Linked DNA regions of Homo sapiens: region 1 is linked to region 2. A link is an interaction called in ENCODE POLR2A ChIA-PET data of the cell type or tissue named here. Cell type or tissue: A673. All regions are shown on one strand.

Region 1 (5,000 bases), 130 kb before region 2:
GCTTCTTGGGAGGCTGAGGCAGGAGAATAGCTTGAACCTGGGAAGTGGAGGCTGCAGTGAGCCGAGATTGCGCCACTGCAATCCAGCCTGAGCAACAGAGCGAAACTCTGTCTCAAAAAAAAAAAAAAAAAAAAAAATTCAACCCTTTTAATCATCTCCTACAAGAACTCTCACCATCTTAATCATCTTCTGAATGCACCTCCCTGTCCAGCTTTGTTAGTGTTCTTTGTAAAGTACTGCCCCAGTAACAAAACACAATGCCCTTGACTCAGTCTGACAATCAATGTGACAATCCCAATGTAATGAAATGGAACTGTTTCTTGCTGTAATCAGATGCTGCATTTCTCTTCAATTAGTTAGGAGCCATACTAGCTTCTAGAATCCATCATTCATGAGTGGATCAACGGAAACTTCCAGATCCTTTGTACACAACTACCAAGCCAGGACTCCCTCATCCTATACATACTTTTCTCCCCCATTAAGAGAAACAACCTTTTCCTAGCATTGCTAAATCGGTTTTGTTTCTACCACTCTTCCTTTTTTTTTTTTTTTGAGATGGAGTCTCACTCTGTCGCTCAGGCTGGAGTGTGGTGGCGCGATCTCCGCTCATTGCAAGCTCCACCTCCCAGGTTTACGCGGTTCTGCTGCCGCAGCCTCCCGAGTAGTGGGGACTACAGGTGCCCACCACCACGCGTGGCTAATTTTTTTGTATTTTTAGTAGAGATGGGGTTTCACAGTGTTAGCCAGGATGGTCCCTATCTCCTGACCACATGATCTGCCCACCTCGGCCTCCCAAAGTGCTGGGATTACAGGCGTGAGCCACCGTGCCCAATCTGTTCCTAATATTCTTAAAGCAATGGTTAATATGTGCTTACTAAGTGCAGATTAGTCTGGTGCAGTGTAGGATGAGAATAATAAGACTCCAGAAAAAGACAATTCCACAGGACCTACAATGATATTTTATGTTTTGACATTGCTGGGCACAGGTACAGTTTATAATATGTTTATATCAGTAATAATAATATTAAATACTTCCAATACTACATATATGTACATATTATAAATAGCACTTTGGACAACTCATTAATTGAAGCCTTACTAATATTCCACAGACAATACACAAGAGTGACTAGTTCAAGAAATATATAATGTAGCTATGGCAATCTAGCCATTTCATTATATAAAGCAATAATTATATTGTAGTAGTATGAAAAGCCATTGAAAATATATCTAATATCTCAAAGTTATGCATTTGAAACTGATCAATAGTGACATCCAAATCTGACAAATTAAAAAACCAAGTATATAAGTGACGTAATTAAGTAAATAACATGACTTCATTATATGAAGTCATGCTAATATAGTTATTAATCTCTTTCTAAATATACCCTGAACTAGAGTGAATTAGTGTCAGTTATGATATTATATACTAAGACACGTTTTATTCTGAGATACAGTTAGTTAACATCTTTCAACTATCCTAAATATCTAAGATTTCCAGTTTTTAGAACATATTTATAACAAGCTTGTCTATAAAATGCTACTAAATTAATGTACCAGATATGCATAATACTTTTAATAACTATTATTGCTCATTTAGCTATTAATCACCAGAATTCCTCTAAAGTAAGTCCTCCCTAAAACCATATCGTCAGCATCTTTTCTCAGCTATATTTATTTTCTTCCTTATCAGATGTTATTGCATAAACTTCAGTTCTGGCCTCAAATTCTAATTTAACCATTATAATGTATTTCTCTCTCTTCCTTAGTGTGTAAGTGTACAAGACTATATCCTTTTCTATTATGATACGCCTGGAGGGCGGCTTATAATGAACCCAATAAGGTGTCAAATGTTCCTGTTCTAGCTCAAATTACTTTTTAAGTTTTTCAGAGAGAAATAAAGTTTCCTTGTAAATATCTATTGCTGAGGAACACTTATAAGTGAGGCTCAATAGTGTCTTGGAAATTCAGTGACCCCCAAAACAAAACTACCCCGTTTCTGGACAAGGGGACTGTGGCAGATGTAGCTAAACATCTGCTAGAATCCATTCTTCCTCTTCCCACAGTAATCAACTTTTAGCTAGAATGTGGTTCCTGGCCAGGACTACATATCTCAGCCTTCTTGAAGCTAAATGTGACCATGTGACATATTCAATAAAATATTCAATGGAACACACACACAAGATATGTAACACTCCAGGCCTAGGCCATAACATCTTGCAAAACTGAAACATCCTCTGTGCACTTTTGACTTTGGAAGTCACATGTAGAGATGACAAAGGAACAGGTCAGCTTAGCTCCCTGAATGACTGTGTGGAGCAGAGCTACTGCTTGACCTGTAGAGCTCATCACAGAACCATTTCCTAAGAGGGAAAAAACTGGCTTTAACAATAGCCTGGCACGGTGGCTCATGCCTGTAATCCCTGCACTTTGGGAGGCCGAGGAGGGTGGATCACCTGAGGTCAGGAGCTGGAGACCAGGGCGACCAATATGGTGAAACCCCATCTCTACTAAAAATACAAAAATTAGCTGGGCAGGATGGCGTGTGCCTATAGTCCCAGCTACTCAGGAGGCTGAGACAGAAGACTTGCTTGAACCTGGGAGGCGGAGGTTGCAGTGAGCCAAGATCGCACCACTGCACCCCAGCCTGGGTGACAGAGTGAGACTCAGTCTCAAATAAATAAATAAATAAATAAATAAAGTTTAATCATTAGGTTTTTTTGTTTCAGCAGCACAGCTTACTCTGAACCAGAAAGATATATAAAATTCGTTTCTTAAAAAAACAGTTTGGGGAAGGAAAAAGAAGGAAAAACATACACACACTAAGTTCTAATGTTGGGCTAGATGAAAGATACCCATGGTTTAATGATTCTAAAGAGAAATAAACCTATTGGAATAAACACCTGTGCCAATGCACTGCCTTGAATGTTCCTTAGCCAAGCCTTTTCCTTTTCATCCATCATGTCACTTCTCTCATAGGAAATGCAACTCACTACTGACTCTGATTCTTCCCTTGACTTCAGACAGGAATTCATTATACATCTTAGTCCTAGCATTCCCATTCTCTTCCTTCTCTCATACTTGCCAGGCATTGTGGCCTCATGGTTAGTTATAAGGCTAACACAGAAAACTGCTGAAATCTCTACACATCTTTACATTCCTCCTGTTTTTCCATTGTATCCATTCCTGTTATTCCAGCTCCATGTACAATAACCATGACTTCGTAATTGGTCCTTATTAACGTACTTATCTCATCCCACTATACATATACGGTATTGCTACATCTAAATTAGTCCTCTAGCATAACATCTGTATTAGTACTTCCAAAATCTTGATATTGAGTCTACAGACCAGAAGCTGGCCAAAACTACAGCCTATGGGCCAAATCTTGTCTGTGGCCATTTCTGAAAATAAAGTTTATTGGAACACAACCATGCTTATTCATTTAGGTACTATTTATGGCTGCTTTTGCACTACAATGGCAAAGTTGAGTAGTTTGGACAGAGGCCAAAGGCCACCAACAGTGAAAATGTTTACTATTTGGACCTTTACAGGAAAAGTTTACCAATCTCTGACATAGACCAACATAATTTCTCATAAAGACAATGACAGCTATCTCCTTATACCTCATTCATTTAACACTAGGACAAGTACCTGTACTAGCAGAATAAGAAATACAAAGATATACATTCCCAAAGATATAAAAGATACAGCACCTGATCTTCGAGATTACAATGTACAGAGAAAGAGAAGGTACATGGGGGGATGCAGGCATGGTGGTAAGCTCAATACATAAAAAAGCCCTAATACAAGGGAGTACAGAAGTACCAAATGAGCAGTAAAATAAACACTATATGGAGATAGATGAAAGAAAGATGATTTTCATCTAGGTAATCAGGAAAGGCTCTATTTATGGAAGTAGTGATGTCAAAGATGGATTTTTAACCAGAAATAGTATGGGTGAGTGGCAGGCCAAGAGAGCATGAGACAAAATGTTATGCTCTATAACATGCATTACATGCCCTCTTCTATTTCAGGTTTAACCATGGATTACCATTCTCGGAACTTCTTTATATTGCTTCCTGACAGCCTCCAACAGCATTCATCTCACAATGTCTCAATCTATTTAGAAACTTTTGGTTGGCTGGTCAGCCACTGGAACAAGATAAGGCACAGGCAGAGCTGCTGTAACACAGAGACCTGGCCAGGAGCGGTGGCTCACACCTGTAATCCCAGCACTTTGGGAGGCCGAGGCAGGCCAATCACCTGAGGTCAGGGGTTCGAGACCAGCCTGGCCAACATGGGGAAACACCATCTCTACTAAAATACAAAAATTAGCCAGGTGTGGTGGCAGGCACCTGTAATCCCAGCTACTTGGGAGGCTGAGGCAGGAGAATCGTTTGAACCCGGGAGGCAGAGGGTGCAGTAAGCCAAAATCGCACCACTGCACTCCAGCCTGGGCAACAGAGTGAGACTCCATCTCAAAAAAAAAAAAAAAAAAAAAAAAGGGATAGCCAAGAAAATACTTATATGCCAGGCAGTCCTTCCAGAATTTATATTTTGTTAAATTTTGTTAATTATGCCCTTTAAAAATCCTGATATGAAAGTATATCTGAAATAAAACAATTAATCAAAATATGATTTAAGACTACTATTCATGGCCAGGCGCAGTGGCTAACGCCTGTAATCTCAGCACTTTGGGAGGCCGAGACGGGCGGATCACAAGGTCAGGAGATTGAGACCATCCTGGCTAACATGGTGAAACCCCGTCTCTACTAAAAATATAAAAAATTGGCCGGGCGTGGTGGCAGGCACCTGTAGTCCCAGCTACTCGGGAGGCTGAGGCAGGAGAATGGCGTGAACCCGGGAGGCGGAGCTTGCAGTGAGCCAAGATCGTGTCACTGCACTCCAGCCTGGGTGACAGAGCCAGACTCTGTCTCAAAAAGAAAAAAAAGACTACTGTTCACTTTTAATAGAAAATGTAATATGTATAAAGGTTC
Region 2 (5,000 bases):
TGTTTTCTTGTATTCTTTCTCTCCTACATTCCATAAACTGCAAATATACCTGAGGATGAAGGTAACTGTTCCAGTCACCGCTGGCGGACAGAGCCTACAGACACAGGCTATGTAAACAACTGGATTAAATCTCACTGCATTAAGTATAGATTATTCCTGCTACAACATCAATTATCCTTCTTGGATACCACGACAATGAGTGCTATGAGTGAGGGGCCAAAAGACAACCAAGGCCACACATGGTGGCTCACGCTGTAATCCCAGCACTCTGGGAGGCCAAGGTAGGAGAATCACTTGAGCCTGGGCAACATGGTGAAACCCCATCTCTACAAAAAATACAAAAATTAGCTGGGCATAGTGGCATGCCCCTGTAGTCCTAGCTACTCAGGAGGCTGAAGTGGGAGAATCACCTTAACCCGGGGAGGTCAAGACTGCAGTGAGCTGTGATCATATCACTGCACTCCAGCCTGGGTGACAAAGTGAGGCCCTGTCTCAAAATACAGAAAGAAAAGAAAATCAATATTGGTTCAGAATCTACTACATGCCAGATACCTTGCTTTTCTACATATAATCTGATATGCTTCTCAAACAATTCTGTGAAGTATCACTATCATCTTTTATATACAAATAAACAGGGCCATGAAAGCCCACTAATTCATACGAATTCAAATCGTTGGTAAGGAGCAAAGAAGCCAGGCATTGCTGGTTCCAAAGCCAGGCTTATACCTCATTTCACAATATCCATTAATCAGAAATCCTAAGGAAAACAAGTTAAGACTTGGCCACTGGCTAGGCAAGACATGATTTTACCACTCCCTCTCGCTACTTCATCCTGCTTTTCCTCAGTTCCTGTTACAAATGACTTCTGGCACACAATTTTAGAAAACTTAAAACCCATTAAACTTACCTTTCCATAAGCAAACTAGCTAAAATAGATGGCCTATTACCAGAAACCTTCCAAGAATGCATTTGCGGACATAAGGGATGGAGGACTGGAAAGCAGAAGAAAATAAAGAGAAGACTAAAATAGTGATTGAGCCTTAAATACAAAAAAGGGGAGAGGGAGCTGGCACACAGACTCCTGTCAGTGGCCAGTCTTCAAAAGCAATAACGAATAGGAAACCAAGTTCACTTAACTGAGTGCCTATTACAAGCTGCTACTACTGGGCATATGATGAAGAAAACTCATATGGTTTCTGCCACCTGAAGAATTTATAAAACGGTGTTCTGAAGAAAATGGAAGGGAGGGACTCTAATTGCTAAGCTCCTTCTAGGGCTAAGTACTTTAAAAATAGTACCTTATTAAATGTAGTTCTATAAACAACTCTGTAAGAAAGGTATTATTATACTCTGAAGCATGTTAAGTAAGTTTCTCCACAAAAATTTGGGCTATATCAAAGCCTACAACCTTTTCACTAGTCCACTCCTTCTGGACAATTCTGAGTATGCTCAGCCTATTGAAAATAGTAGCTTCTCCAGGGCTGAATATATATAACATGATCTTTTCTAACAATGCTGACAATGAAGATGCCTCATTTCTAGGAAAGAAAATTATTCTAATACCTTTAGCATAAAATACTTCAGGAATTACAGATGAATTGGAAAGATAAAGTAACATGAAATACTAGTGGTGGCAATGAATATGGTTTACAAAATTAATTACTGCTACAATCCCAGAAACTTGGGGGGAGAGGAAGGGAGTGAAAAGACACTGCAAACAACTAAAGCAATATATATAGCAATAAAAAATAAAAATTAAACCCAGATATAAGACCCTTGTTTACATATGGAGTGAATACTTTAAGATCTTTTTTTTTTTTTTGCGACGAAGTCTCGCTCTTGTCCCCCAGGCTGGAGTGCAATGGCACAATCTTGGCTCACCACGACCTCCACCTCCCAGGTTCAAGTGATTCTCCTGCCTCAGCCTCCCGAGTAGCTGGGATTACAGGCACCTGCCACCACGCCTGGCTAATTTTTGTATTTTTAGTAGAGACGGGTTTCATCCTGTCGTCCAGGCTGGTCTCAAACTCCTGACCTCAAGTGATCCGCCCGCCTCAGCCTCCCAAAGTGCTTGGATTACAGGCGTAAGCCACCATGCTCGGCCTACTTTAAGATCTTTGAGATATCTATCAATCAGCTTAGAGCCAGGCTCAGTGGCTCACGCCTGTAATCCCAGCACTTTGGGAGGCTAAGGCGGGTGGATCATCTGAGGTCAGCAGTTCAAGACCAGCCTGATCAATATAGTGAAACCCTGTCTCTACTAAAAATACAAAATTAGCCAGGCATGGTGGCGCATGCCTGTAATCCCAGCTACTCGGGAGGCTGAGCAGGAGAATCGCTTGAACCCGGGAGGCGGAGGTTGCAGTGAGCTGAGATTGTGCCATTGTATTCCAGCCTGGTCAACAAGACTGAAACTCAGTCTCAAAAAAAAAAAAAAAAAAAAAAAAAAAAAAAAAAAAAAAAAAAAATCAGCTTAGGAGGAAATTATGTATTCAGACACAGTCACTTTAATACCACAGGGGTATATTCATGAGAGGACCTGATGCTTCCGGTTAGCTATAAATGGAGACTAGAAACCTGAGACACTGATGTGGCTCTGATCAAAAGGAACTTATTTGAGATACACTAGGGAGATTTATATCATTTTAAATGCTGCATGTGCCCTCAAAGTTTAAGGGTTTCCAGTGACTGACCCGATAGTACTGCTGTATGAATGGTATGTTTATTTACATCTTCCATAGTGAGTTCTAGTAATTCCCATTACTATCTCATCTTTCTTGCATTATTAACAATTAAAGTGATAAAACTGTAGTTTCATTCTGGAAAAGGGCATATGGAAGGATTAAAATATACTTTCATTTGAAAATGAACACCATTTGCTTCCTAAAAGTAAAATTAAAAAGCAGCAGCTTATTATTAAATCTGACTGCCCCATCCCCTCACCTCCCAACAAGTTCATTACCAGGCTATTACTTTAGTCAGTCTTCCTACGTTTGAGGACTCAGCTTTGGAAGGAATCCCAAAAGGCAGAGTAAAAGGTAAGAAATATTCAATTAATGCTTGGTATGGAAATACAAATAGTTTTAAAAATCCATATATTGCTCAATGAAAAATGAAGGATAGAAATACAACACCAAGGAAGGAAGCTTAAGAGAAAGATTTCACAGACTTGAAATCAAGTCAAGCTGTATCTTCGAATAAGTGGAGGAAACATGCTAGCAGTTACACCTAGAAAACAAGTAAAAGTGATCATGAAGACTAGGTTTTCTGCCTCTCTATTCCTTTCTTCTCAAACATCAAAGTTTCTAAAAAGAATTTTCTTAGAGTCTGTTAACAGAAAGAGATCTTTAGGCTGGGCATGGTGGCTCATGCCTGTAATCCCAGCACTTTGGGAAGTCTAGATGGGAGGATCACTTGAAGCCAGGAGTTTGAGATCAGTCTCTACAAATTTTTTTTTAAAAGTTAGCTGGGTATGGTGTCACACACCTATAGTCCCAGCTACTCAGGAAGCCATGGTGGGAAGACTGCTTGAGCCCAGGAGTTCAAGGCTGCAGTGAGCTATGATGGCAACACTGTACTCCAGCTTGGGTGACAGAGTGAGATTCTGTCTCTAAAATAAATAAATAAATAAACAAACAGACAAAAAGTTTTAAGAAGAGATCTAGAGTTGGAATTAGCAAAAATAAAATGGACTTCATTTAATACATGTCTAATGAATACCTGTAACTTGCCTATACTGTTCTAGGCTCTTATTATACAACGTGAACAAGAGACAGAAAAAACTGCCACCCTCACAAAGCTTTCACAGAATTGGTAGAAAATGTACCTACTTAACCTTTCTGAATCTTCATTTCATCTGTAAAGGTAGGGATCCAAACTATGTGTTTTTCAAACTGTGCTTAAAAACAACTGAACTTCTACTTCTATTTTAACCGCAACCACTTTGCTTTTTTCTGATTTCTCTATCAGGGATCTATATACAATATCCTTTGGAAAAACAAATCTTAAAAAACGTTTGTGGGCCAGGCACGGTGGCTCACGTCTGTAATCCGAGCACTCTGGGAGGCCGAGGCAGGTGGATCACAAGGTCAGGAGATGGAGACCATCCTGGCCAACATGGTGAAACTCCATCTCTACTAAAAATACAAAAATTACCCAGGAGTGGTGGTGTGCGCCTGTAGGCCCAGCTACTCAGCAGGCTGAGGCAGGAGAATCGCTTGAACCCAGGAGGTGGAGGTTGCAGTGAGCTGAGATCGTGCCACTGCACTCCAGCCTGGGCGACACAGCGAGACTCCGTCTCAAACAAACAAAAAAAGTTTGCCATTTGCTAACCACTTGTAAAAGAAAAAACAGGGCCCAGCCCAGTGGCTCACACCTATAATCGCAAGACTTTGGTAGGTCTAGCCAGGACGATCACTTGAGGCCAGGAGTTAGAGAACAGCCTGGGCAACATGGTGAGACTCAGTCTCTACAAAAATAAAAATAAAAATAATTAGCCAGGAGTGGTAGTGCATGCCTATAGTCCTAGCTACTTGGGAAGCTGAGGCAGGAGGATCACTTGAGCCCAGGAGGTTGAGGCTGCAGTTAGCTATGATGGAGTCACTGACTCCAGCCTGGGTGGCAGAGTGACACCCTGTCTCTAAAACAAACAATAAAAAACAAAAAACTTCTTTCACTCTACTCTCATTCTGCACAGACCACTTCTGTGACCAGATGTGTGAATTTTTGTTTTTATTTTTCCCCAACAGACACCAACTGGGGGTCCTCCAACTCAATTCAATTCTGACACTACCTACCTGAAGTTAGACTCGGATCCCACAGATTAAGGGTTCAGTCCCACAAGATGGCTCCCCACTTCAGATGCCTATCATAAGTATCACAAGTAGCAGGTTGCCATCTGTACTTCTGAGGAACCAGTTACAAACTGGAGTTTCTACTACCCCCTCCTTAGGTTCAATTACTTTGGTAGAAGGGCTTGTGGAAGTCAGGAAAACATTTAA

What was found. Peaks named below come from ENCODE experiments on the same cell type or tissue, not always from the same donor. Only the 100,000 strongest peaks of a DNase experiment are listed, where the experiment ranks them.
Region 1: POLR2A ChIA-PET joins it to region 2 with 10 read pairs; 17 of 35 experiments call an interaction of 5 or more read pairs at or near these places.

Annotation. Positions count from the first base shown.
Region 1 is chr4:109,569,005-109,574,004 of GRCh38, reverse strand. All of the region lies in intron 1 of MCUB (mitochondrial calcium uniporter dominant negative subunit beta), which reads right to left. Among named protein-coding and RNA genes, the nearest start is that of MCUB, 11 kb to the right of the region's middle. In A673, no CTCF peak of the experiment used is centred here; no DNase peak of the experiment used is centred here.
Region 2 is chr4:109,436,943-109,441,942 of GRCh38, reverse strand. The region is part of intron 1 of SEC24B (SEC24 homolog B, COPII component); the gene reads right to left. Among named protein-coding and RNA genes, the nearest start is that of SEC24B-AS1, 5.6 kb to the right of the region's middle. In A673, no CTCF peak of the experiment used is centred here; no DNase peak of the experiment used is centred here; H3K27ac peaks cover 1,554 bases.